Regions from separate parts of the Mus musculus genome. Here all the other regions are linked to region 2. The links are chromatin loops, found by intact Hi-C in ENCODE. Cell type or tissue: gastrocnemius. All regions are shown on one strand. Region 1 overlaps Deptor (DEP domain containing MTOR-interacting protein). Region 2 overlaps Deptor (DEP domain containing MTOR-interacting protein). Region 3 overlaps Deptor (DEP domain containing MTOR-interacting protein).

What was found. Hi-C counts contacts between places; a loop is a spot of excess contacts. Peaks named below come from ENCODE experiments on the same cell type or tissue, not always from the same donor. Only the 100,000 strongest peaks of a DNase experiment are listed, where the experiment ranks them.
Region 1: it touches region 2 in a loop (2.0-fold over the local background); 5 of 42 quality-filtered maps call a loop at or near these places.
Region 3: it touches region 2 in a loop (2.0-fold over the local background); 3 of 42 quality-filtered maps call a loop at or near these places.

Annotation. Positions count from the first base shown.
Region 1 is chr15:55,116,829-55,124,828 of GRCm38, reverse strand. The region is part of intron 1 of Deptor (DEP domain containing MTOR-interacting protein); the gene reads right to left. Among named protein-coding and RNA genes, the nearest start is that of Gm9920, 7.2 kb to the right of the region's middle. In gastrocnemius, no CTCF peak of the experiment used is centred here; a DNase peak (open chromatin) is centred at 3,904; H3K4me3 peaks cover 1,681 bases; H3K27ac peaks cover 5,339 bases.
Region 2 is chr15:55,170,564-55,178,563 of GRCm38, reverse strand. The region is part of intron 3 of Deptor (DEP domain containing MTOR-interacting protein); the gene reads right to left. Among named protein-coding and RNA genes, the nearest start is that of Gm9920, 61 kb to the right of the region's middle. In gastrocnemius, no CTCF peak of the experiment used is centred here; DNase peaks (open chromatin) are centred at 595 and 3,861; H3K4me3 peaks cover 783 bases; H3K27ac peaks cover 2,661 bases.
Region 3 is chr15:55,227,870-55,235,869 of GRCm38, reverse strand. All of the region lies in intron 8 of Deptor (DEP domain containing MTOR-interacting protein), which reads right to left. Among named protein-coding and RNA genes, the nearest start is that of Gm26296, 31 kb to the left of the region's middle. In gastrocnemius, no CTCF peak of the experiment used is centred here; no DNase peak of the experiment used is centred here; H3K4me3 peaks cover 917 bases; H3K27ac peaks cover 3,205 bases.

The DNA.
Region 1 (8,000 bases), 54 kb after region 2:
TATGAATTTATATTATCTTTTTTTTTTTTCTTTTGGTTTTTCAAGACCGGGTTTCTTTGTGTAGCTCTGGCTATCCTGGAACTCATTCTGTAGACCAGGCTGGCCTCGAACTCAGAAATCTGCCTGCCTCTGCCTCCCAAGTGCTGGGATTAAAATGGATTTATACTATCCTGAAGATTTAAATATTTCCTTTTTTGTGAAGGGTTTTGAATCTACAGCACACCAGAAACAGTACATGTCAATATCTATTAACTTAATCTGCCTTTTTTGTTGTTGTTGTTTTGTTTTGGAAGATAATTTTGTAATTATATTTATGTATGGAAAACTTAGCATTGTACATTTAGCCCAGTTTAGTGGCGAGTTCTTTACCCTTTGTCTTTTCCAGCTTGGCAATGCAAGCCACAGACTCAGGACCCAGGACGTTGCCTCCCCAGTGGTGACGGAGCACCCTTGTCTTCCAAGTTAACCTGTGTGAAGGCAACAGTGGTGCATGTCTTCCTGTGGACCAGGCATCCCAGCCTGGCCTTTCCCTTGGTGATGAAGTAGGACACTGCCATCTTTCGACACAGGGCAGGCAGGAAAACCACCAGCTCAATGGGTTCTATATCATGGGCAATCACTACCACCCGAGCCTTCTTGTTCTCCACTAAGGTGGTGACTGTACTGATTCCCGCTTGGAAGTTAGGTGTTCTCTTAGTTGGGACGTCCCCTTTACCAGCAGCTTTCTTCTCAGCATGGGCCAGTAGCCTTTGCTTCTTCTCTTGCTTTGCCTGTGGCCTGTACTTATGGGCAAGCTTAAGCAGCAGGGTAACTCTTTGCCTATCCAGGACCTGGGTTGAACTGATTAATGGCAGGAGGTACTTTGAGCTGCTTATAGAAACAATAAGTATTGTAGAACTTGGGTGGGGGGTGAGTCTCAATGGATAGAGTGCTTTTCTAGCATGGATAAAGCCAGGGGTCAATCTCCCGAAAGGCTAACTGGGTATGGCAATGTCTTAGTTAGAGTCTCCATTTCTGTGAAGAGATACCATAAGCAAGGCGGCTTTTATAAAAGAGAGTATTTAACTGGGCATGTTGGCTTAGAGATTTAGAGATTCAGTCCATTATCATCACGGCAGGAAGCATGGCAGCATCCAGGCAGACGTGGTGCTGGAGAAGGAGCCAAGAGTCTGATCTGGAGGCAACCAGACTAGACTCTCTTCTACCCTGGGCAGAGTTTGAGCCTAAGATCTCAAAGCCCAACCCCACAGAGATGCACTTTCTCTAACCAGGCCATACCTTCTAATAGTGCTACGTAGCATATTCAAACCACTACAGGCAGCATACAACTATAACCTATGCTGGTGGAGGCAGTGGAATCGGAAGGCCAAGATCATTACTATTAACATAGTGAGTTCCAAGGCCACCTGCTGATCCATGAGCCTCTATCTCCAAACACTGTTAAAAAAATAGGGAATCTGAGTGATTGGTCACAATTCTCCTTCTTCGTGAGCAAGACTAAAGGTCAAGACGATCGATAGGTACAGGAACCACAGAATAATGCATGCAGACCCTTTTCAAAATCATAACGTGCTGCTTACATGTTAGCTTATGTTCTTAAGGGTATCACACATATTTATCACAAAAGAGGAAAGAAAGGGAAATTAGTACAGAAACAATGTCGTCTCCTTCTATTTTCCTCTCAGGTATTGGGTGTGATACAATTATGCGGGCCAATGGTTAATAAGCAACATCACCTCCTTTTTTTTTTTCCAGACAGCATTCCTGCTGTCTGTTCTAACAGCTGCCGAAGCTATGCAAGCTAAACATTAACACCTTAACTACAGTCCCCTCATCAGCTGATTCTAAAGTGGGAGGCTGTGCTCATGCTAAATAGAGACTCTAACAACATACTGGAGTGATAGACTACACTACAAAAAGAGAAATACACGTGTTAAGGGGCTCATGATAGAACTGCCAGGTATCTTGTCTTGCAAAAACTGAAGATGAAGAAGGAGACTCGGTTAAATAGAAACACTGGGTTCCTATCCCTAAATGAACTGCAAAGCACAAAAGTTCAATGCCAGAAACCCTGGTGGTCCTCTAATTTGAAATGAGAGAGAGGAGGATTGAGTCTCACTACTTGAAAACCAAAAGCAATTTCACTTTCCATTAGGGATTCACCAACAAGCATCTATTGTATTTTAACTCAATTCCTTGAATAGGGAGGACATTATTAGTTATAAAAATGAAATGACCAACAGTCATCTATACAGCAAGTGGTTAAAAGTAAGATGGTTCCCCCCTCTTGACCTTGCACACATGAAAGACTGCCCCCATCAAGCAGAATTAGCTTTTGTTTATACTTGTACCCAGGGACATCCATTCCTGAGTCTATGCTCCTAGTAAAGGGGGAAAAAAAGGCATCTGTGAAAGGATTTAACTCGCACTTATTTCTATGGCATGTATAATTTTTTTATTTATAAGAAATACAAACTTGCCAGGCATAGTGGCACATGCTTTTAATTCCCACTACTCGGGAGGGAGGCAAAGATGGGTGGACTCTAGGAGTTGGAGGCCAGTTTGGTCTACATAATAAACTGTAGTAAGGCTAGGGCTATAAAATGAACCCTGTCTCAAAAACAAACGAAAAAGAAACCGAGACTGTTCTGGAGTAGTGTTACAACCCTGCAATTACAGCATTAGTAGGTAGGCTGATGCAGAAGGATGGCTGTGAGTTCAAGGGAGCACGGCTAGTCAGTAAGCTACAGGCCAGGCTGGGCAACTCTGGTGAGATCCCATTCCAAAAGCAAGCAAACTGCTCTTAGTATGAATTCAGTAGCACTATTTCCTTTCATATACATTGCCAATAACGATACACTGCCATTTCGCTAAATGATAATCAGATTCTGTACGTGTGACTGTTACAGAGATGGGGACGACCCTCCCTACACAGTCCGTACATGTAGAAGCAGCTCACGAAGAAGAAACTGAGAACTTGCATATGGCAGTGTGCACCTGCAAACCTGGCACTTGGGTGGTTAAGGCTAGAAGACCGACCACAAGTTTGACATCAGCCTGCGCTCACTAAGGGTCTGTCAGAGGAGGATGGGGAAAGACTGAGGGAAAAGGAGATGACAGGGAGGAGTCCTGGCTATTGGGAGTTTCCTCCAGCCTCTGCTGGAGGTGCCAGAAGCACCAGCTGGGGAGAGAATTGGGTGGTTCAGGAAGAGGGAGCTCTTGGTGAAAACCCCCACTTCCTAATCATCATTCTGAGGTCTGGCGTCTGTCTACCGGAAAGCTGAGAATACAGAGGCACCAGGACAGGGTGGCAGAACTGAAAACATGCAGATGCTCTCCAAATCCAAACAGATCTCTAAATCTTCCCTGGATAAACATCCTTTCAGAAGTGCCGATAAATAGCCAAACCGACTTCCGGTGCCTCGGTGTTCCCCTTAAGGCCTCCGTGTTCCCCTTAAGGCCTCCGTGTTCCCCTTAAGGAAGAGAAAGAACCTAGCAGCAAAAGAACCACTCCAAGTGAGGCTGGCAGGAAGAGAGTGGGGGAAGATTCCCTCGGGTTCATTAAGCAAGTAAATGAGCCAACGTTTTGTTCCAGGATAAACAGTGACTCAATAAGTCCTCATGTAGGAGAACAGCGGTGGCACACGTGAAGATCGGAGGAACTTGCAGGAATTGGTTCTCTCTTTCCACACTGTGGGTCCTGGAGACTCTGGCTGTCCGGCCTGGAAGTGAGCACCTTTACCCAGCCAGCCTTCTCCGTGGCCCTAGAGGAGCGGTTTCTATTTAATTCGTATCCCTAACTGGTGCGTCTTCACTGGAAAGATACAGTGATAGGTTACAAACGAAGTCCTCAGGAAGCAGGCGCTGTGCCTCTTGGCTTGAAGCCACTGTTGGTGCAAGTCAGCAAATGGTGAACATTCAACAAATGTGCTGGCTCCCCGCCCTACTCCTTTGATTTCATGGGTGCCTCTCCATCATTTCCTTCCTGTAGTAAACACAGCAAAAGGAAGATGGTGCTTCTTATAGGACAGCAGCATCGCCGGCCGCAGAGTGGCAGTGCCTGGGCACTTCAGACATGTACCTCATTATTAAAAACAAAAGGTTAGACTAAGGTATCAGACAATAAAACCACTTCTACTCGGATTTATTTCTTAGTTACCTTTGGGAGGAGGCAGTACAAAGTCTGTGCCAAGGTTTCTGTTGTAATGTGACTGTAGTTTAAATTTTATTAATGCGAGGGAGGGAGGGAGAGAGAGAGAGAGAGAGAGAGAGAGAGAGAGAGAGATGCTCCCTTGGTATCAAAGGTTATCTTCAATTCCCAAATTATAGAGATGGAATGAAAGGACTTGACAAAATCAGCTGAACTGGCTGGCCCTCAGGACTTTCCTGCAGATTATACAAGTAGAAGTACACTGTCAACTTTTTCAGAGCATCCACGCTCTCCCCTTAATTACTCCTTAAGCAGCTTTGCTTATACAAAGAGATAACCGGCAGCTGTGGCTGGGTCTTTTCTGGATGGAAGTATTCCTTAGAAAGCCATCACAATTCAAGTGGTCCAGATCAGTCCTTGCACCTTGAACTGAGGCCATCTGCAGTTGTCCTTTGCTGACAACTTTGCTTTTCTTGCATTGGGGTATGGAAAGGAGTAGCGAGAGAGTCATGCTATGCAGCCTCAACTGGCCTGATACTTAATATATAGCCCTGGCTGGCCTTGAACTTAGGGCCTTTGGAGTACTGGGATTACAGGTGCATACTACCACCTCTGGCTTATTTTACTTCTTTTATTGAGCAGACTTGGATGGCAGATTTTCCAAATCAGAGGCAGGTAGGGGTTGAGGCGATGGGGGAGGGGGGTGTACCTCAGGGCAGGCTGTCATTGTAAGGAGCTATATAGGGAGCACGATGCTAAAAGCAGGCAGTTCAAACGTTCATGCCAATATCCTGTACCTTTTCTACAGCTACTTTCTTCTCTGGATAGATGCCACTGCTAGGTATATTTCCCTGAATTTTACCTTAATCACATTATACGCTGGGTGGGTAGAGGTGAAGAGGGGACATCCGGTTTGTCATCACTGAACCCACATGGCCTTTCTGTGGAGGATATAATTATTGCAACATGTCCTCGCTCTATAGTACAGCAGCTATTCTGTGTGGGTAGGGACGACATCAAAGTTTGTCCTAAGATCCTGATTGAGCTAAGGTAGATGGGAGAGCAACACCCTCCCCACCATGATATGAAAGGTGGCCAGGTAGTCAAAATGATGTCAATGGTTTAGGATGGGCCAAGAGGTCAATGCTCAAGGCCTGTATAGGTGAGTGACAGCTGTCAGCCTTGTCTTTATTTAGCCTGCATCAATGCCAGTAGCCACTGGGTGACAGTAGGAGGATTTCAAAAGACAAAGCTAAAGCCCAAAGAAGAGAATCAAAAGGACGGAAAAGAAACAAAACGGGAATTCCAACCAAGTCTCCCAGGAAACTAAGTGTTCTCTCATCTAAGAAAACCAGGCTGCATATTGTCCCTTTGATGGTGTTACCAATTACTTAAATACAAATCATATCCTGCCACATATGTACATGGCTGTAAACCATATATCTTGCTCAAAGGTAGGGACGAGATGATTTATCACGACCCAAAGAGGAGTGACCATGGGTGGAGAATGTGGCTTCAGGTTATCCTGGATGATGTGTTTTGTCACTGAGCCAGTGCATCTGCAGGTGTGGCAGTGGGAACATCAGGTGGGCAGGTTACAGCAAAGTGGGGAAATCTGTGCTACAGGTCTCAGATGCTATCTCGCCACACTCTTAGCTTCTTGGTTGGTGGAAGCTAAGTCTGCTATGTTAAAACATTCCGAAGTTTTTACCTGATAAAAGGATGTTAGGGCAGATAAAGATGCTGGTGATAAATGGCTAGTAAAGTGACAAATAAATGGCAGCCCAAGATGATTTTGGTTCTGAGTCATTCCAACTCTGGAGAATCACAGAGTCCTGGCAGGCAGAATACTGAAAAACTCCCGTGGCAGCTTCCGGGAAATTCCATTTACAAATGTGACACATACACAGTTACATGCCAGAGAATGGGAACTGGGAGGGTCTCGCATTTCAATGTGCCATGGCATAAATTCAAGGAAGCACAGTTTCGTTTGTATCATCTACGGATATGAAAATCTGTTCTTGCCTTGGGTCAAGGAGTCAAAGGCATAACTATATACACACAATGCACACACTAGGAGGACCTGACATTTTGCTGTCATTTCTCACTCAGTAAATGGCCGCATTGTTCAGTGCTCAGATACCCAGCTCTTTACAAGACTTCTTGTAAAACATAGACTTGCGCTGCAAGGCGAGGGAGCAGATTGCTACAGCCATAGCTCAGAGGACAGGGTACCTCCATGGCAAGGAATGAAGCTCTGATGTCTGGAACCTATGTGCAATGCCAGGTGGCATGGGGCCCTTGTAAAGCAGAGACAGGACATCCCTGAAGCATGCTGGCTGCTTAGACTAGCTAAAGGACAAATCCCGGGGTCAGTGAGAGACTCTGCCTCTGCATAGTAGAGACTGACTGAGAAAGACATGGATGTCAACTTTGAGTCCCCGCTTCCCACATCCACACACATGTATACATGCATCACACACATGGAAATATTCACACACACACACACACACACACACACACACACACACACGGAGGCAAAAGAAAAAAAAAACCTACAAACAATTCACCATAAAATTTTTTCTTTAAAAAGAAAAAGTTCACATCTGCTCCCCTCCTCTACTTTGATTACAATCACATCTTGTCCCAAATTCCTCTCAAAGTTCCAGGAAGATATTTACACTGTGCCAAGGGTGGCCACAAACTTTTAAGGTCATGACTTTAATGTCAGAATAGCCCAGAACAGTCGGGTTTCCCCACAGAACTTGGGCTGCTTTTCCGAAATGTAGATCCTAAGTTTATAGGCTGTGAGCTGAATTTCTCTTGACCCCTTTGCCCTGCAAGAGTTCCCTTAGCAGTCATCTTCTCTGTGTCAGAGGATGTCTTCCTTATGTCCTTCCTTACCACAAATGCCCCGGGGGGCATGATCCCAGGAGGTGGAGCCAGGAAAATAAGTTCTAGGCCAGCAGGCTACCATGCGGTGAATCACATTACAGAAGCAGCACTTTATTCCTTTGAGACGGTGTCTCTCAACAAACTAAGCTAAGGTAGAGCCCACTAAGCCTCAACAATCTTCCTGTCTCCGTCACAGTGGTGGCAAGGTTTGTATGCAACCACATCTAGCTGCAGCTACTAAAGATCTGAACTACAGTCCTGATGCTCACACAGCAGGTGCTCTTCCTACTGAGGGACTTCTTGAGCCCTAGACATATAATTTTGGGTCCTCCTCACCACTAGTGAAGAACAGCAAGCAAACTGTGGGTTGCCCCGCTGCGTAAGGACCCAGACTCTCAACTCTGCCACTTCTTGACAAAAGAACCTGTAGCCAGCTACTCTAAGTGTTCCGTGTTCTCGTTTATAAAGTAAGGACAACAGGACTTATTAGAGACATTAATATGCTGGGCTTGGTGACTCATGCCTTCTATCCCATTACTTGGGAAGCTGAGACAGAAAGATTGCTATAGCAATGTTTAAGACCAGTTTGGGCTACATGTCTTAACAACAACAACAAAAAACAAAAGCATTAGTATTCAAAGCACCTGGAAGATTCCTTGAAAAAGTCCCATAAAGCGTCGTCATCATTATTGTTCTATTTACTGACCTATTTATTAGTTTTTGGTTGTTAAGATGAGGGTCACATGTAGCCCTAGCTGGCCTTTAACTTGGTATGTAGCCAAGTTCTTTTTTATTTTTTTCCCCCAGACAGTGTTTCTCTATGTAGCCCTGGCTGTCCTGGAACTCACTGTGTAGACCAGGCTGGCCTTGAACTCAGATCCGCCTGCCTCTGCCTCCTAAGTGCTGGGATCCAAGGTGTGCATCACCACGCCCGGCCTGTAGCCAAGTTCTTAAA
Region 2 (8,000 bases):
TTCAGCTTGGGCAACATGGTGAGACACTACCTTACATTTTTGTCTTTAAAAAAGCAAGTAAATAAATAAATAAGTAAACAAACAAACAAATAAAACTTTATCCACAGGCTGATGGGATGATGCACTGGGTAAAGGCGTTTCCCTCCAAGTCTGATGCCCTGAGTTCTAGCTCTAGGGATCATATGGTAGGACAGAACCTACTGCTAAAAATGATTCTCTGAAGGTCATGTGTGCTGTGGTGCGCGCACATGTACTCATATACATACATACATACACACACATACACACACACACACACACACACACACTAAATGAACCAATAATGTAATTAAATTAGCATGGCTGTTAAACGTCCTCTCCACATCTGGCGCAGGCTCTTAGCCTTTGGTCCCACTCAGCTTCTTCCAGCATGGGCGCTGCTTTCCTTTTGAGGTGCTGAGTGGACAAGTGCACAGGGTTACTTCCCGGAGCCTCATGTAACCAGAAGAAACATGACCTGCTCTGTCCTTTTGGACTTCTGCTAAGGAGCTGGTGGCCTCTGGACAAGTGGCTGGCTACCTGCTCCTGCCAAGGCTGCAGGAAAGAGGCCAGCTGGCAGGCTCAGCTCGTCCAGCTTGCCATTTAAAACACCCCAGTGTCCCCAGCTCATCCCTACTCATTTCCCCTAACAATCCAGGAATGGCCGGGCCCCATCCTGGTTGCTCTTTAAGACCGAGTCTTTTTCAAGATTGGATTTTAGTACGTTCATGAAGTCATCATGTTAGAGCAAGCATTTGGCTTCTGATTGCCTTCTGCTATATAAAAAATTACTCTCAGCGGCGGGAGAGATGGCAAGCACTGGCTGCTCTTCCAAAGGACCCAGTTTCAATTCCCAGCACCTACATGGCAGTTTATAACCATCTACGACTCCAGTCTCAGGGGATCGGACTTACTCTTCTGGCCACTATAGGGACCAGGCCCTCACATGGTACACAGATATACATGTAGGCAAAGCACCCAAACACAATAAAAATAAAGATTCTTTAAAATTAAAAAAAAATTACTCTCATTTGGTGGGTTGAATCATCATTTCATTGTCTCTTAAGTATCCTATAGATTTCCCAGGAGTTAACTCCGTCGTCCCCTCTGTGGCTATAGCTTGGAAGGCCTCTCACAATTGTGTGAAGGGGTAGCCAGAGCCAGATATGCAACCCTGCACTACGTCTTGCTATAGCCTCTGCAATGGAGGGCAACCTGAGCTGCACACATGAAGCTCCAGGAAGAGGAAGCAACCGCTACCAGGATGCTGACTTTGCATCTGCCTTCTCGCCCCTCACTTCACTTCTGGATTTATTCAGATATAATTCATATACCATATGATAACTCACTTAGCTGGTACAAGTCAATGGTTCTTATCATGTGGCAATCCCCACAGTACAGGGTACAACATTGTCATCCCCCAACTAAAACATCAACAAAACAACAACAAATACCGTACAGCTACTAACAGACTGCAGCTCAGACTAGCCCAGGTCTTTATATCCTCCTGTCTCTCTTTCCCAAATGCTGTAAACACAGATACGGACCACTGTGCCTGGTTCTCTCTTTTAATATATGGTTTTGGTTCACCTCAGCTTTATCAGCAACAAGCCATACTACATACATGCAATATAGCCTATACTACCTAGGTTTGTGTAAGTGTACTATATAATGTCCATACAATGACAAACTCACCTAGTAATAGGCTTCTCCTATCATGCCATTAAGCAATGCGTGCAAAACCCTGACTGTACAGCATTGTGTGTTTCTTCTTCTTTTCCCATTATATATACAGAAATGGAATTGCTCAGCCATGTGGAAACTGTTCAGCTTTTTGAGAAAGTGCCAGACTGCTTTCCAAATTCTCCACATTATAACCAAAAAAGTCATTATCAGCTGTTCTCTTCCACTGTATGTGTTCTGTGCGTGTGACACTATATCACATCAAGGGTTTGGTCTGTATGACCCTGATGACTAATGACTTCGATCATTTTCATACATCTATGGTCCTTTGAGTATTTCCTGTGGAGGGAAAAATGGCTTACACGTCTTTTGCCTATTGTGTTGTTTTTCTGAGAAACAGACTCTTATAGTTCACAATGACCTCAAACTCATAATTCTCCTGTCTCTACCACCCAAATGTTGAGGCTTCAGGCCTGGGCCATCACACCTGGCTGGTTACAACCCTTTTTTATTGAGTTTAACTGATTTTTACATGGTCTGAAGGTAAGTGTCTCCTTAGACGTATAGTGTTGAAATGTTTTCTCCTGTTGGGATTTAACAGGTCCCATTTTCAGAGCACAAGTTTTCATTTCGATGTGGTTCCACACATCTCCTTTCCTCTTGTCTTTGCCCAAGCACATGCGTTTACCCCCCCCTCGTGTTCTCTTTTCTTATATTTAGTTCAATGACACAGTTTGACTTAATTATGTAAGGTGTGAGGTAAGATGCCAATTTCATTCTTGCATGTGGCTATCCAGCTGTCTCAGCACCAGAAGAACATTTTTTTCACCTATTGTATATCTTGGCATAGATGTCAAATACCAATCAACCATGACAGCTTTACTGTCTAGGCTGGAAAGTCAGAGACTATCAGAGGAGGCCACATTCATGCCATCTCCTTAGAGAACCATAAGCATGCGTAGATAGAAGGAGGAAATGCTTAGGGCTGTCTTTAGGGAATCACTGCACTTACTTTATTTTAGTCACTGAATGGCACTTTCTTTTTTCTTTTCTTTCTTTTTTTTTGGGGGGGGTTGCTTCTTCTCCTTCTCTTTCTTCTCTCCCTCTTCCTACCCCTCCTCCTCCTCCTCCTCCTCTTCTTCTTCAGATTTATTTATTTTATATATGTGAGAACACTGTTGCTATCTGAAGACACACCAGAATCAGATCCCATTTCAGAAGATGTGAGTCACCACGTGGTTGCTGGGAATTGAACTCAGGACCTCGGGAGGAGCAGTCTTTACCGCTAAGCCAGCTCTCCAGTCCACCAATGGTACTTTCAAATCTATAGTGCACCCACAGTTTTGTGTCCTCTCTGTATTACTTATCTCCATGGTACTTTTTTTTTAAGCATGAGCTAATTCCTCATGTGTACAGTGGTGACAGTAACGGTGTCTAGAGTCAGAGAGATGGCTCAGCTGATAACGGCGCTTACTCTGCAAACCTGATGACCCTTGAGACTCCCGTACTGTAGGAGTGAAAACTGACTCTCACAAACTGCCCTCTCATCTCCACATGGCACACGTTTGCACACATGTGCAACACACACACACGCACACACACACACACACACATGTAATAATTTAAAACATAATTGTACTTAGTTGTGGGAGTTTCTATTCAGTTTAAATGTGATAATACGGACAAACATCAGTCAGTGCCTGGTCAGACAGTGGCTGATGCCTATAATCCTAGCATTCAAAGAGAGACCGAGGCAGGAGGATCTGCTGAGAGTTTGAGGCTAGTTTGAGCTACAAATAAGTTTCAGGCTGGTGAGGGATCTGACATAAGATTCTATTTCAAGAATTATTCTGCCCCCTTCCCACCAACAAATTATTGGGCTTAGTACATCAGAAACTTGAATAAACTGAATCCTGTGTATGATGACGACTACCCTAAAGGTTTCATGTGGCTACTATAGAAGGGAAAAGTCAAACTCCATCTTGCATCAAAATTAAGATTCTTTATATATTTCTACTAACAAGGACATCAACTCCGTTTTAGTTGGTAATCCAGAGGGTGGCTGTTGGTCTCAACCATCTTCCCTTTTATAAGGCAAACTGACTTTTAGTAAAGCTGTCTCATATGTTGGCCCATCAATCAGCATGGCACAAAGCCACCGTCCATGGACACAGCTGTGCATGGCTGAGCCTTGCCTTCTGCCAACACTCAGCAGATTCTGTTCATGCTTCTGAGCTCGTTCCCAACTTTCCTGGTGTGCATCTCAGTCAGATTTCCCAGATTCACAGTAACCCAGAGGAAAGGCCACACAATAGAAGGAACTGCCCCATTCAGGTGCCCAAACAGGAATAGAAATGAGCTGATAGCAATCTCCTTACACACTGAAAAAAAAATTCAAATGGGCCAGGCAAGCCTTGTGTAATGTGGGAAAATATGGGAAATGTATCCAGGGTCCAAGGTTGGGACAGGCAAGGCATGTCAGTGCGTGTCTATTTCCAACGCTTTGGAGGGCGGAGGCAGGAGAATCAGGAATTCACGACTATTTCCTGCTACATAAGGAGTCTGAGGCCAAGTCAGGTATCGGGATGCTCACCTTTAATCTCAGCATTCTGGGAGGCAGAGGGAGGTGGATCCTTGTGAGTTTGAGACCAGCCTGGTCTACATATCACTATCTTCCAGGACAGCCAGGGCTACCTAGTGAAATCCAGTGAAATCCTGTCTGGGTAGGGAGAGAGAGAGAGACAGAGACAGAGACAGAGACAGAGAGACAGAGAGAGAGTGAGTGTGTGTGTGTGAGAGAGAGAGAGAGAGTGAGTGTGTGTGTGTGTGTGTGTGTGAGAGAGAGAGAGAGAGAGAGAGAGAGAGCTTAGTTTGAGGCTAGCTTAAGTTGTCTCACAAGCAAGCAAGCAAGCAAGCAAGCAAGCAAGCAAGCAAGCAAGCAAGCAAGCAAGTTAACAGGACTCTGGGGAAGGTCAAAATTACCATGAGGGTATGAGGCCGAAGATATGAGGGATTTAAGAAGAAAGCTTTTCAGAAACATATCAGGCTAGCCTGGGATACACAGCATGACCTCCCAGTGCTGGGGTAGAAAGAGCATGGGTGAGGCTAGCCAGGGCTAAGGAGCAAATTTAATATCAGCTTGTGCTATAAAGTATGATGTGGTCCCAAAGGGGGAAAAGTATTGAATGAAACAAAATAAAGTCATATGTTAATGTGACCATGACTGAAAATTTAAAACTACACTCAAATATTAATAGGGTTATTTCTGAGGGTGGGCTAGGAATGATTTCTTTTTATCCTGAGAGTTATCTATAACTCAAATTCTCCCTACTCCCCCGACCAAGCACTTAGCCTATACTTTTATAGAAACCAAAGAAAGTTGTTGTCAACGAAGAAGTCAAACTATGGCTAGGTTCCTGGCTAACCAGGTGTTCAGCTAGTGATCAAAACAACACAACACAACAACAAAAATACTTTATTTTGCTCTCCCATATAATAAACTAGTCTCCCAGGCATAACTTACACATGAGTGTTTTCAACAGTTTTGAATGCATGATCCAGACCGACTTGTGTTGAGTAGGAAGATAGCATTAATTAGAGATAAATGCTTATATGAGTATTGGACATTTTAAGTATTCTGATATTATAGCTATCTATATAGAGTTATAGATTTGTTGTTTCTAATTGGGGTGTGAAGTGGTAAGAGAACACCACTATTCCATTAACACATATGAGTATAAATACTGCCTTCTGGGAAAGGGAAGGGAATGGGGGAAGGCAAACAGCAAGGGACATTGACCAAACATGTCCTCTGATCCATTATCTCCTCCATGCTGTACCCTAAACAGAGCCTACTCATTCTGCCTTCAGACCTTGCTCCCCCTCTTCTTAACCATTTTCTTCCTTCCATCCTTTTCTGGAAATATCTAAACTCTTCCTGAGAAGTAGGGCTCCTAAAACCAAGCACGGTGAGCACATCTGTAATGTCAGCCTTCAAGAGCACATCTGTAATGTCAGCCTTCAAGAGCACATCTGTATTGTCAGCCTTCAAGAGCACATCTGTAATGTCAGCCTTCAAGAGCACATCTGTAATGTCAGCCTTCAAGAGCACATCTGAAATGTCAGCCTTCAAGATTGAAGCAAGATGGCTTCCATGAGTTTGAGACCAGCTGAGGGTAAACAGTGAGTTCCAGGCTACACAGTCTGGATTATGCATGGAAATTCTATCTTAAAAACAAACAAACAAACAAACAAACAAACAAACCCCTCAAGAGTGGCTGCCCCGATGATACAGGATACAAGCTGGTGAGAAGGAGGGCTGAGATCTAGGCTCAGGGGCTCATGCCCAGTGCTGTGTGAAGATGGGAGCTGTGCTGGCTAAAAGGAAAGAGCAGAGGAGTAGAGGGAGCAGGCCTCACAGGGAGAGACTGGATAGAAGGTGGAATCTTGTTTTCTATCATCAGTTAAGACCTTAAGTCTCCATCAAAGTATCTAAACTAAGTAGCAACCTACATAGCTTTTACTCTTTCTCCCTAAACTTAAAATTAAAGCAACAACAAAAACTTTTTTAAAAAATGAAGTTAAAAGTCATGGTTTTTCTCCTACATGTATCCCTGTAGTCTCCCCGCCCCCCACATAAATATATGTAGGGTCCCACTTGTAACCCATGCTGTCTTATGGCTGTCCCCCTGTCTTAGACTCCAAAGTACGTAGATTACAGATGGGAGTCACTATACAGAGTTTGACTTTTTGTTTTCTTTTTTCTTTCTCCAGACAGGGTTTCTCTGTGAAGCCCTGGCTGTCTTAAAACTCTGAGAGATCTGCCTGCTTCTGCTTTCCCCACGGCTGGAAAAAGGCCTGCACCGCCACACCCAGTTGAGCGAAACAGTTAATGGAGCTTTTCTCTGTTTACTTTTTGAAGTAGCAGGTATTGAACCCAGGACTTCACACTTATTGGCAAAGCGCACTCTGAGCTGTGGTCTCAACCCTTCTCCCTGTCTTCAGAAACAGAGCTCACAGAGAAGTGAGCTGGAGTTCACTGAGGGGCAATTATAACATTTAAGCATGGTATTTAACAGAGAGATGCTCATGAGAAGGACAGTTCATATGCAAGGCATGGGTACCACTTCTTCAAGATAAGGTAGGTCAGTCCCCGTTTTGTATGGGGCAGGGTCTCACGTAGTTTAGGGTACTTTCAAGCTCTATAATGTAGAGCTGGCCTCAAATTCCTGGTCCTTATATGTCCATTTATCAACTGAGGGATTAATCCAAAAACCTGTGATACCATTATCTGTCTGTCTGCCTGCCTGCCTGCCTGCCTGCCTGCCTGCCTGCCTGGTCTATCTATCTATCCATCCATTCATTCATCCTTTCTCTCTTTCTCTCAAGACAGAATGGCTAGCCTCAAGCTCCTTATAGTGACTCTCTTGCTTCACACTCTTGACTTTGTGATTATAGGCATGAGTCATCATACCTGGTTTTTTGTTTTTGTTTTTTGTTTTTTTTTTTAAATATAAACCTGTGTCTGTCTGTCTGTCTCTCTGTCTGATAGTCCGTTGTTTGTCTATCTCTCATTTATTTCTATAGAACAGGGTCTTGAACCTAGGGTTTTGTACGTGCTAAGTAAACACTCTACAGGTACGTTATTTATTTGTTTGCTTGTTTGTTTGTTTATGAGACAGAGCCTCTCATTGGTCTGAAACTAAATTAGCTGGCCAATGAGCCCCAAACATCAAGTGTGCCATCATACACAGTTTCTTTTTATCACGAGGGGTCTGGGGGTTGAACTGTCTGAGCTCTCCCTGGACTAACCCCCTTATCTTATTTTACATAGGGTCTTGCTATGTCCGTCAGGTTGGCTTCCAACTTGAAATCGTAGCTGCATACATAGACCTGTACCTCCAGGCCAGGTATAATACATTATTTTTACCCTTCCAACTAAACTAGGAACTCCTAACAGACCATCATGGTGTCTTAAAGGTTCTCATTTCTTAGACATCTAAATTCAGAGGAGGTAGATGTTAGAAGTTCAATGACCATTCTCTAACCAACTGAGGGAAGACTAAGTAAATACCACTGGCAGTAGCCAGGGACTGTCACCTCTCTCCTCTCTGAAGAGCCCTTCCTCTTTGCTTGCTATTTTGAATTAGGTGGAAGCAAACAAGACACTAATATTCTGAAACCCAAGCTGTAATTTTCACATTCCACAGGGTTTTTACTGTTCTCTAAAGAGTCATTTTCTGAGCTTACATGCATTTGAGAGAGAAGCCAAGTATGGATTCGAAGCCACAGCCATTCTA
Region 3 (8,000 bases), 57 kb before region 2:
TCAAACTTTCTTCTATGTAGTCAACTATGACCTTGAATTTCTAATCCTCCTGTTCCTACCTCTCAAGTATCTCAAATATGGGTAATGCAGGCACATGCCACTGTGCCAGACTGGCTGGGATCAAACCCAGAGCTTCATGCAAACTAAGCAAGCACCACTTGAGCTAACATTTTTTTTTTTTCTCTTTGAAACTGGGCCTCAGGCTGGAGAGATGGCTCAGTGGTTAAGAGCACTGACTGCTCTTCTGGAGGTCCTGAGTTCAAATCCCAGCAACTACATGGTAGCTTACAACCATCCCCATCCATAATGAGATCTGATGCCCTCTGCTGGTATGTCTGAAGTCAGCTACAGTGTACTTGAAAGAAAGAAAGAAAGAGAGAGGGGGGGGGAGGGAGGGAGGGAGGGAGGGAGGGAGGGAGGGAGGGAGGGAGGGAGGGAGGGAGGGAGGGAGGGAAGGAGGCAGGGAGGGAGGGTCTCATGTAGCCAGGTTGCCTCTTTCCTCCACTTTTCTCGTACTGGGATTAGGAGGTGTGTGCCACCACCTCTGTTTCAGGAGTCTTAGCTTAAACTATTTATTTTCTGCACAAGAACCTACAGAAAATGAGACCTGGATAGGTTGGGCTCACGGAGACAACAGTGGGGACACTCAGGAGCATGCACATAATCAAATGCTCCCTTACCAGGCTGGGCTTCCCTCTGCCTTCCTGGTGGAGTCTCACCCTTGCTCACTCTTCCTCCTACCTGTGCTGAGCACTCTCTATGAACTGTCCCTTGGGAAAGTCATGAATGAGAGAGTAGAGCTTTGCAGTATTAGCTTGAGCAGGCTAACACTATATATTTCGTTTCTTCCTAACGTAGAGAGAGTCCCAGGCTCTAGCTGGCCACAGGAGACTTGTGCATGATGTCTGGAAGGTAGAAGTGAGGTGGCTACCCCTACTGAGGTTGACTAAGGTGAGAGGCAGCCGTAAAGGCACCCAGGTAGGGGTCCAGCCAGCTTATTCTGCCCCTCTGCTTGTCCACATTCAGTCTTCCCCAGTCAATAATCCCTAGAGACCAACAGTGCTCCAAGGGTCTCAGAGGCTAATGATACCAAAGCTTGGGAGAGATTCTGTCATAGGTGTCCCTTGGGGACACACTTCAAAATCACCGTGAATGAAGGACAAGCTTGGCCGATGAAGGTTTGGGGTGTGTAAGACACCAAAGTGCTTGCTGGGAGCTCCTGGCATACGTAAGTATTAGAAAAACAAATGACAGACTCAAATGCAGAGATGCCTGTATGACAGGACTTGTGGGGTAAATGCAGCAGTGCTGGGGTTCCCCAGCTTGTTCCTTGTGAGGTGGGGAGAGACAGGGTTTCCCTACATACCCCTGACTGTCCTGAAACTCGCTCTGTAGACCAGGCTAGCCTCACACTCAGAGATCTGCCTGCCTCTGCCTCTTAAGTGTTAGGACTAAGGGTATGCATCATTGTTGCCTGGCTCCAGCTTGCTCCTTTGTTTTTCTATAATGTCTAGCTCTTTATCTCACCTGCCTGCATTATGAACAAGGAGGAATCTCAGGCCCACTACCAGATCCTCTGAGATGGCTCACTGTCCTGTAAAAACCTGATGACCCGAGGTTGATCGACAGATCCAGACTCCCGAAACTTGTCCTCTGACCTCCACATGCAATGTCATGGCACGTGCACACCTATGTACAAAAATACACCTGTATGCTAATCATCATACATTTGTCAAAGGTGGAACCTATATATGGGCAGTGCTGGCAGGCCTGTGGAATAATGCTGATATGGTAGAAATGGGGATGGGGTTAACAGGAAAGGAGACACAGAGGACACACGATTGTGCTGAGCTATACTCTCACCATGCTCACAATGAGTCAAAGAACAGGCAGGCAAACCAAGAGAACTTGGGGTAGGCAGTGAACTTGGAGTCAGTAATAGCTAATAGGGATATCAGCCTGAAATCATCACAGCCAAATGGGACAACTGAGTTCCATGCAAACACAATGGGGGTGGTTTAAATAAGTTTGCCACCCCCCCACAGACTCATGTCTATGTTTGAATATGGGCCCCAAAGGAAATGGTACTATTTAGAGGTGTGGCCTCGTTTGAGTAGGTGTGGCCTTGTTGGAGGAAAGGTGTCACCATAGGGGTGGGCTTTGAGGTTTCCTATGCCTAAACTCTGCCCAGTGTGGAATCAGAGTCTCCTCCTGTTGCCTGTGGAAGACAGTCTCTTTCTGGCTGTCTTCAGATAAAGATATAGAACTCTCAAATCCTTCTCCAGCAGTATGTCTGTCTGCATGCTGCCATGCTTCCTGCTATGACAACAATCGACTGAACCCCTGAAACTGTAAACCAGCCTCAATTAAATGTTTTCCTTTTTATGGGTTGCCTTGGTCAGTGTCTCTCCACGGCAATAAAACCCTAAACAAGACACACAGGAGAATAGGAAAGGCCAAGACCACAGTTTTTTTTGTTTGTTTGTTTTGTTTTTTTCTCCTTCTTATATTCTGCTAGAGCCCTTCTCATTTCCTATATCCCTTTCTTGAGTGGTATATTTGTTAGGGTCAATGAGCCTGCATTGACATATCACTGCTGTCCAGAGTTCACAGTCTAATTCAGCTCATTGTCACTGCGCTACACTCTACTCAGGGACAAATATATACGGGCACCATTACAGTATCTCAGAGTCACTGCCTTAAAGTCCAAACCTGAGGACTGGGAGATGGCTCAGTCAGTTGTGCGTGCTGTTCAAACAGCAGGCCCGTGTTTGCATCTCTAGCACCCACATAAAAGATCAAGTGTGACGGCCTGGAACTCCAGCGCTGAGCTCACGGGCAACCCAGCCTAGCTGAAGTGGGAGACTCGGGTTCAATAGGAGACCTGCACCTCCAAAACTAAGATGGAGAAGTGATTGAGGAAGATACCCAATGTCAACTGCTTGCCTAAACAAGTACACACATGGTCATACATATTCACATACTTGATCTCATGCACATGAGCACAGGCATGTACAAGAACACACACATACACCCCAAACCCCACATACATGAAAATCCAAACCTAGACTTGCTTTCCTAAGCTATTTTTTTCCATATATTTTTTTTCTCACCTGTTTTTTATAAGATCAGGAACTCCTAAAGTTAATACACTTCTGATTGTCCAGAGTTTGAGACATACAAGTCTGTGCTTCACAGATGAGCCCTAGCCCAGGATGCCAGCTTTCACATGGAACATCAGAAGAGATAGCCTCCCCTGGCTCAGACAAAGCAGAGGATAGTCACACACCTCTGGGAAGGCAAGGATAATTCCTCTGCCTGGACCTGATCACACTGCTTCTACCAAGTAGAACTTGATCCCACAAGCCCTAGGGGAGGAAGGAGTGTGTGGACAGCCTTTGTGTAGAGCATAATGCGATTAAGGCCCTGTGGTCTCCACAGAGGTTACATAGCCCCCCATTCATGGCTATGACAAAGTTTATCCTCTGATAAACAGGGGGCTCTGTGGCCTTTCCTTACCCAGATGACACTCTGCACTCTCCTTGGCTCAGGAGGGAGTCCTATTTAAAACTGTGTTCTGTGGAGTTCATCAGTCAGCACGGATCCCTGCCAAAACTAAGTGGACACACACCTAGGTATGAAGAGGGACTGAGAAAGTCAATATTTTCTCACAGGAGAACAACATCCACAGTAAAACCAAGGAGCTAAAACATATTTAAAATTCGTAAGGTACTGACTTCCTCTAACTAGCCTGACATTTTCCTAGGGAAGTATGGAAGATATTTTCCTTGTCTCTAAAATGCCTGCCCTGCTTAAGAAAATCGGGGTGCCATGGGACCTTCCCAGGATGCAAGAGCGCAGCTGCCCACTGGCAGCCGGCCTCCTTGGTGTGGTACCTACAACAAAAGCGATATTTTCGGATTTCTGAGTTCCAGGACAGCCTGGTCTACAAAGTGAGTTCCAGGACAGCCAGGGCTATACAGAGAAACCCTGTCTCGAAAAACAAAAAACAAACAAACAAACAAAACAAAACAAAAAAGCGATATTTTACACTCGTAGTTAGGGTAGGTCAGGTTCCTCAAATGCCCCGGAGCCCAGCTGTTATGATTCAAGCAAGCAAGCTGAAGGCCTGAGCAATGTTTGGCTTTGAAAAACTGTTATTAGGAAGTGAGAGCAGCTCCTTTGCTTGGCTCGCTTCGTGTGAATTTTGATATTCAACTGGAGCTTGTAAATTTCCAGATGAATATGTAACCGATACCCTACGAGCTAAAACTCCAGCGCCAAGAACACACCATCCAAATTCTTCCACCATGTATTGCAAAAACAAGCTATAGAGCAAAGACGGCCTTCAGTACAAATCGGAAGCATGAAAAGAACACAGCCTTTTGCCCAGTGCTCAATGTCCATGCAGCTTTGGGGGGCTCTGGGATGCTGTCCTCTCAGCTGTGCACACAAATCCCCTAGCAGTTACTAATCAATAATACCTGGGCCCACCCCCGAGACCCACAACCAACTTTGCATCTTTGTGCGTTTTATATGAGTCTCCCGCCCTGCCCCCACGCTGATGCTGATGATGCTTGGTGGAAGTTGAGAAGCCCCGGCCTGGGCATTCCTTCAAGGTTGTCTGTGCTGTTTATGCTTGCTTTAAACAAGAGGATTATGTTCAAGGCCAGTGCCCTGAGTGGAATTTGCGGTATGAGAGAAGCCATGCCTCCTTGGTAACTTGGCCTTGAATGACTCACTTGAATCTCCAGAGAGTTTAATTTTATTTTTTTTATATAAATTTAAAAGTGGGGAATGGTATGTAGCCCATTGTGTACCCCCAACTAGCTTTGAACTCAAAGCCTTCCTGCCTGCCCTACTAGTGTGCTGGGGTCACAGACATGAACCACTGCACCTTGCCCGAGTTTTCATTTTCTTATGTGTGAAATAGAGTACACTGAGTTCTGTTAGGGGGGAGTTGTGAGACTACGGTGAGAAGCAGAATATCCTCTGATGTGTTTTATAAGAAACAACAAGGCACTGCTATTATTAAAGCCCAGGCAACAGTGGCTGGGGTGGCAGTGACAGCAGTGGCAGTGACAGCAGAAGTGAGATGAGTCTGAGGGATGAATGTAAGATGAATGGGGGCTCACATCCTTCACTCAGCATCCTGGTCCAGAATGGTAAGATTCATCTCCCAGACATCCTACTTGGCCCTGGATAAGTACTTCTACTCCTGTGGATCTTTCATTACCAATAAGATGAACAGATTAAAACTAGGAGTAGTGGCTCATGACTAAAGGAGATTGACGAGGATGATTGTCGTGAGTTTAAGATAGCCTGAGTCCAGATTAGACCAGTCTGGGCTAGAGAATGCAGCTCTTTCTCAAAACAAAAACAAACAAACAAACAACAAAGGAAACAACAACAACAAAAAAAAACCCAAATAACAAGGAAACCACCCATGTGGGATGGCGCTAAGGAAGAAAAACCATCAGTGATCTTACCTAGCCACGCACTCAATACCAACTTTCCTCCTTATGCTACTCATGCAACAGTGGCCAATGGTTATGGTATTAAAAACTGCTTGCTGTTTGGATTCAAGGCTCACTCCTCAAGAGGAAACCATGCCAGGTATTGGAAACGAACTCAAAAGCCAACGGTGAGGGAAATAAAGGGGGGTGGGGGTGGGGTGGGGGCGGAATGAATTCTGCTGTTTAGCAAAAATTGCCAGAGCGCTAAACCACTTTCTAAACATCCATGTTTCCTCTCCGTCTTCACCAAAGCAACTTCTTCCCAGTGAACTGCAATGAAGGCAGAGATTCTCGGTTGCACAGAATGCTGAGAGGAAGTGATAGGAGAGGGCTCAGCCCAAATCAAGATACCCAGCTCATCCCCTCAGTAGTTTTCAGAACACACCGACTCTCCCACATTATGAATAGAAGAGTCAGAAAACAGCGAGGGGGACTGTGAAATGTCATCTCCTGGGAAAGACACAGCCAACGTCCCTGTCAACTCATGCAGCTGTGAGTGACTGCATGGATGTACACAAAAGCAGAACCATCAAAACACTAAAGACATATAAGGCGCCCGGTGGTGGTGGTGGCCTTTAATCCCAGCACTTGGGAGGCAGAGGCAGGTGGATTTCTGAGTTAGAGGCCAGCCTGGTCTACAAAGTGAGTTCCAGGACAGCCAGGCTATACAGAGAAACCATGTCTCAAAAAAAAAAAAAAAAAAAAAAAAGACATATAAGGCAAGGGGAGAGATGCTTCAGCAGTTATTAGCATTTTTACTCTGGCAGGGGACTGCAGTTTGATTCTAACGACCTATACTGAGAAGCTTACAAACACTTGTAACTTTAACACTAGGGGACCTGAAACCATCTTCTGTATTCTAGGAATACCCACATGCCTGTGTTTAAACACACACGCACACAAATACACATGTAACTTGTTTGTTTTGAGACAGGGTCTCTATGTAGTCCTGGATGGCCTGAACTCACAACATAGCCCGGCCTCCAACTCTCAGAGGTCTGTTTCTGCCTCCTTGGTACTAGGATTAAAGACACCACTAAAGCTGCCCCAACCCCCTAAAAGCATCTCTTTAAAAAGTTATAAATAGGTCAATCTACAAGGTTCACCTAAGTTCACCTAAGTTCACCTAAGTTTTCTTGGATGATTCACTGACAGTGTGAAACTGTGCATGTGTGATGTACATGTGCAAACTTTTTCTCAGGGAAGGTGCTTTGTACCCTTCAGGAAATGCTCACAAAGGAAGAGGGATCACAAGATCGTGCTGAGAACCTGAGAGATCTTTCCAGTTCTAAGCTTCTGTCTACTGGGAGTAAAGATCACAGACTGGAAACTCAAAGGTGTATTTCTAAATAGATTTCACTCTTCTTGTTTTACAAAGTGATCTTTACTCCAACATCTTTACTTCATTATAGATGGCTAAGTAAGCGCTGCTTGCTTCACCCAGGGTTTTAGCATGTTTTATTGGTTTTTTGTTTGTTTTGTTTTGAGTCTTTTTTTTTTGTTTGTTTGTTTGTTTGTTTTTGGTTTTTCGAGACAGGGTTTCTCTGTATAGCCCTGGCTATCCTGGAGCTCACTTTGTAGACCAGGCTGGCCTCGAACTCAGAAATCCGCCTGCCTCTGCCTCCCGAGTGCTGGGATTAAAGGCGTGCGCCACCACGCCCGGCTTGTTTTGAGTCTTTTAAGGGTTCTTTTGCATTTATTCTCATTCTCTCTCTCTCTCTCTCTCTCTCTCTCTCTCTGTCTCTCTGTGTGTGTGTGTGTGTGTGTGTGTGTGTGTGTGTGTTCCTTGTATACACACAATGTAGACACCTAGATATCAGCCAAGAAGAACTCAGTTGAACTGATACCTAGGAAGCCACTTTCAGGTATCAGACCAACAAAAATATTCACCCAGGAGACCAGCTACATTTGAAGTATCACATATGCCAACATATTCAGGCCACTCAAATCCTTGGGACACAGGGTTTTGTTTTTTTGTTTTTTTTCCAGAGCTCAGTCCTTCCCATTTTAAACTTTATTAACATGAACCTATCACTTCTCTAAAATGCTATTCATCGGTGTTATGTCCTTGAAGAGTGTAGTCTGTGCTGCATAGTGTGAGCCAATGCAGTGGCTCCAAATGCACATGCCAGTTCTGTCCACAGGACCATCAAATCCTTTGGCCTATACATACACACTCTCCTTTGAAATAATCATTTCTATAGAAGTTTAACAATCACAAAAGGGGCCGGGCAGTGGTGGCGCCTTTAATCCCACACTTGGGAGGCAGAGGCAGGTGGATTTCTGAGTTCGTGGCCAGCCTGGTCTACAGAGTGAGTTCTAGGACAGCCAGGGCTACACAGAGAAACCCTGTCTTGAAAAACCAAAAAACAATCACAAAAGGGATCCACATAAGTCCTAAACCGAACCTTGTTTTTTCCATCTGTAAAAGAAGAGACATAGCTGTATATCCCTGGACTATTACTAAAAGTGATACTAGAGAAA